Regions from separate parts of the Mus musculus genome. Here region 2 is linked to region 1. The links are chromatin loops, found by intact Hi-C in ENCODE. Cell type or tissue: left cerebral cortex. All regions are shown on one strand.

Region 1 (2,500 bases):
CAGATGGTTTATAAAAACAAATTTGTCTTCCCAAAGTTTTGGAGGCAAGGCATTCAAAATCAAGATGTCAGCAAGGCCACAGTTGCTGTCAAGGATCCCGGGAAGATTCCACTGGTGCAAATATTCTTAACTTGGGGCTTGAACGACCTGTCACAGAGGTTGCATATTAGATATCCTGCATATCATGTATTTGCATTATGATTCGTAACAGTAGCAAAATGACAGCCGTGAAATAACAACGAAAATAATTTTATGGTGGGGGGTCACCACAACATGAGGAACTGTATTAAAGGGTCACAGTATCAGAAAAGTTGAGAACTGATCTAGTGCTTGCTTATTATTCATTGTCTTACATGGGAGCGTCTCTACCTCTGACTCCCCAAGGCATTGTCCTCATGTCTTACATGATTGTCATCTTCCTTGTGTCCTTGACTGAGCCTTCTCTCTTCATGGCATAACACTGGCCATTGAATTAAGTCTAACCACAATGACGCAAAAGTCAATCATATTTCAAGTGCTGAGGGAAGACACTCAGATGTTAGAGCATGAACCTTATGATTCTTAGCAGGAACTATTTCAACCACTGTGATGGCTACTTCCCATTATCAACTTAACTGATTTGAAATCACCTGGCAAACCAATCCCAGGGTGCGTGTGTGATGGAGTTTGCAATGTGGGCGGCATCAGTTTGAGCTTCTAGACTGAAAAAAAGATAAATTTGAGCTGGGCACCAACATTCCTTTATCTTTCTGTCTCTCTTTGTCTCTGTCTCTCTTTGTCTCTCTCTCTGTGTCTCTCTCTGTCTCTCTGTGTCTTTCTGTCTCTCTGCGTCTCTGTGTCTTTCTCTCTCTCTCTCTCTCTCTCTCTCTCTCTCTCTCTCTCTCTCTCTGTCTCTCTCTCTCTCTCTCTCTCTCTGCATTCTGCCTACAATTACAGTGTAGGGAGCTGATTCAATCACAACACCATACCATCCCGTCCCTAGTGTAGACAATATCCCTCCTTAGATCACGAAACAAAGTAAACTCTCATTTAAATGGTTCTTGTCAGATTTGAGCACAATAAGGGAAGTAACTAATACAATTGCCATCCCTTGAAAGTTCTTGTGCGCCATATGGAAACAAAAGCTAATCCTCCTACCAAGAGCTGACACAGAGGAACTGCTTTTGGAATCCTACTCTAGTCAGCCAAAGCAGCTTTCTTTATGTTAAAAAGGAAAAAATAGATTTGAAAAAGTTTTCCTTTCAAAAAACAATATAACTTTAAAGCAAACAAATCTGCTAAGTAGCTATACAAAGTCAAGAGTTGATACAGAGAAGACAACTTAAATTGAAATTATGTGTGTGTGTGTGTGTGTGTGTTTTACATACTCTCATTGCCCACTCAGACACACACCTGCACACATATGCACACACTATATGCCTCTGTGTCCTGGAAAAGATGGAAATTGCCTGAAATCAAGCAGAACAGATGGCTGAGTGGGCCTTGTGAATCTCATCTATTACACAAAGTTTAGAAGTCATTGCTTCTTAAGAAAGAGTTGTAAGTTCCTTTCTAAATTTACATGCTGCCCTGTATACTTCCAGGAAGCTTAAAATATTCATTTTTAGGATCACTGAAGGTTAGAACTCTGAAGAAATCTCAAAATCCAAATAAAACAGTGCAAAATCTTATGTTCACGGCTCTCTTTCTAACAAACCAGAAGCTGGCTGGTTTCCTAATGTATCTGGATGCTGATGTGCCTTGCAGTACTCTCTAGTTATGTTTCTGGATAAGTTTGGGAAATGTTGAAAAAGATATGGTACTCACTAGAAGCATGCTGTCCTTACAGAGAAGTTTTGTTCTTTAAAACAACAGTTCCTTTGTAAACCTTCCAACTGTGTAAATGCAAACAGCTGTTATTCTTAACAAAGAGAACTGCCCTGCATGTGTTGGAAGGGCTGCCATACTTGCAGCATGGTGACATGACCAGAGTCACATCCTCTGATGCAGCTTCTCATCCTACATACAAGCATGAGAGGACTTTTCCAGGAAAACTATTTTGCAAGGGCATCTGACTGACATGATATCACTTTTCTAAAATGATTCCCTAGCCCATATCACCCAGCCAGATGTCTCATTCCTGGGATATTTATTGAACAGGAGGTTGGCATTCCTATCCACCCTTCATGGTCTAGCTTCTACTTTCTCCTGGAGGTTTCCAAGAACACTATTAGCACTCACAATGATGTTTCTATTCTACACATGAGATTTTTTGTCTCTCAAACTCTTAATTATTCCTTCATAAATAGCTACATTTTCCCAGTCATAAGATACAACTAGGAGATATGTTTTAGGGTTGATATTTACAGTCTGTCATTGTACCTATACAAGGCATAAGCAAAGTCTGTATTCACTGTACTGTGAGAATGAGTTTAATGTCACACATTAGATGTTAGCACTTCATTACAGACTCTAGGAAATGTGTCTAAGACCTAATTTCCCTCTCAAGTATCATCTGCTG
Region 2 (2,500 bases), 87 kb before region 1:
TTCCATATTCAAAACTTGCCCCATCCTTCCTCTTTCTGGTAAGATTTCAATTCTCTCATACTGAAATGACTAAGTTTCACAAAGCTTCATGTTTTATTTTATGCATTATTTTATTCTGTATAAAAATAGTCAATCTTGTCTCATTCATTATTGTCCCAGATTAATTTTTAAAATAATTATGATATATAATAATGATTTTTAAATAACCAGGACTAGAGCTTGATGCCCTGGGAAAATTCATAGGTGACAGTGGTAGCAAAGCCAGCCCATAATCAATGATATGGTTAAAATCTGCATCTCCATCAGGCTTTGGATAGTTTATTGCCTTATTGGGTAGGTTAAGGAAAGTGTTATTGTCCTCAGTTAGAAGCAGCCTTGAGCTTAGCTAGCTCAGGATTGACTATATATCACGTTCCATCTCAATGAGGTGGCCATGTACTAGTCACAAATTCATAATTCTACAGACTGGCCAAGGTGGGAAACTCACAAATAAATACTGTACTTTAAGTACATTCGCCTTACAGATAGCTCAAGTCAACTAAGAAGTCATAAAACAGACTAGATCTGCTACTTTGGAAATTCTGCCCATAAGTTCAATGACAGGATAGATGAGGCTTTATAAATACTTCCCAAGGTATAAATGAATGTGTGTGTGCATGTGTGTGTGTGCATGCACGAACAAGGGATATGGTATGACAGATGGTATAAACATACCTAGATATAGATGAAAGATACACATGAAGAATACAGATATAGATGTAGATCAGAAAGACAGACTGTATCTATAGATAGAGATGACAATGGTGTCGGTGACAGATATACAGACATAGGATACAGTTATGATGGGAAGGGTCTATGAATCTCAGTCCTGGAAAAACCCAGGGTAGAGTATCACTGAGTAAAGAACTATTCATTTTCTGTATCCATTCTTCTATTGAGGGACATCTGGGTTCTTTCCACCTTCTGGCTATTATAAACAAGGCTGCTATGAACATAGTGGAGCATGTGTTCTTATTACCAGTTGGAACTTCTTCTGGGTATGTGCCCAGGAGAGATATTGCTGGATCTTCCGGTAGTATTATGTCCAACTTTCTGAGGAATTTCCAGACTGACTTCTAGAGTGGTTGTACAAGCTTGCAATCCCACCAACAATGGAGGAGTGTTCCTCTTTCTCCACATCCTCCCCAGCATCAGCTGTCACCTGATTTTTTGATCTTAGCCATTCTGACTGGTGTGAGGTGGAATCTCAGGGTTCTTTTAATTTGCATTTCCCTGATGATTAAGGATGTTGAACATTTTTTCAGGTGATTCTCAGCCATTTGGTATTTCTCAGTTGAGAATTCTTTGTTTAGCTCTGAACCCCATTTTTAATGGGGTTATTTGAATTTCTGGAGTCCAGCTTCTTGAGCTCTTTGTATATATTGGATATTACTCCCCTATCAGATTTAGGATTGGTAAAAATCCTTTCCCAATCTGTTGGTGGTGTTTTAGTCTTATTGACAGTGTCTTTTGCCTTACAGAAGCTTTGCTATTTTATGAGGTTCCACACAATGGAATACTACTCAGCAATTAAAAACAATGGATTTATGAAATTCTTGGACAAATGGATGTATCTGGAGGATATCATCCTTAGTGAGGTAACCCAATCACAAAAGAAGTCATTAGATATGCACTCACTGATAAGTGGATATTAGCCCAGAAACATAGAACACCCAAGATAAAATTTGCAAAACACAAGAAAATCAAGAAGAGGGAAGACCAATGGGTGGATACTTCATTCCTCTTTAGACTGGGAACAAAATACCTATGAAAGGAGGTACAGAGACAGAGTTTGGAGATAAGACAAAAGTTTGGACTATCCAGAGACTACCCCACCTGGGGATCCATCCCATAATCAGCCACCAAACTCAGACACTATTGCACAATGCCAGAAAGATGTTGCTGAAGGGACCCTGTTATAGCTGTCTCATATGAAGCTATGCCAGTGCCTGGCAAATACAGAAGTGGATACTCACAGTCATCTATGAGATGGAACACAGGGCCCCCAGTCTGCAACCCTATAGGTAGAACAACAATATGAACTAACCAGTACCCCCAGAGCTCGTACCTCTAGCTGCATATGTAGCAGAAGATGGCCTAGTCGGCCATCACTGGGAAGAGAGGCCCCTTGGTATTGCAAACTTTATATGCCCCAATACAGGGAAATGCCAGGGCCAAGAAGGGGGAGTGGGTGGGTAGGGGAGCAGGGCAGAGGGAGGGTATAGGGACCTTTTGCGATAGCATTAAAAATGTATATAAAGAAAATATATAATAATTAGTTAATTAATAGAACTATTCATGTGTGTATCTGTATGTACTTCAATCCCTTGGAAGATCACAATCTATAATATAGGTACATGTATACTGGACTACATTCTGGTACACATACATCTGCATCAAAGCTCATGACTAGAAAACCATCACAAGATATAGTTTCCGTTCATATCACACAACATTATTT

Evidence for each region. A loop is a pair of places that touch in the nucleus more often than their neighbours do. Peaks named below come from ENCODE experiments on the same cell type or tissue, not always from the same donor. Only the 100,000 strongest peaks of a DNase experiment are listed, where the experiment ranks them.
Region 2: a loop joins it to region 1, with 4 times the contacts of the local background. A loop is called at or near these places in 2 of 42 quality-filtered maps.

Annotation. Positions count from the first base shown.
Region 1 is chr3:42,128,993-42,131,492 of GRCm38, reverse strand. No RefSeq gene overlaps it. Among named protein-coding and RNA genes, the nearest start is that of D3Ertd751e, 390 kb to the right of the region's middle. In left cerebral cortex, no CTCF peak of the experiment used is centred here; DNase peaks (open chromatin) are centred at 1,121 and 1,474; H3K27ac peaks cover 1,989 bases.
Region 2 is chr3:42,215,881-42,218,380 of GRCm38, reverse strand. No RefSeq gene overlaps it. Among named protein-coding and RNA genes, the nearest start is that of D3Ertd751e, 470 kb to the right of the region's middle. In left cerebral cortex, no CTCF peak of the experiment used is centred here; a DNase peak (open chromatin) is centred at 1,033; H3K27ac peaks cover 58 bases.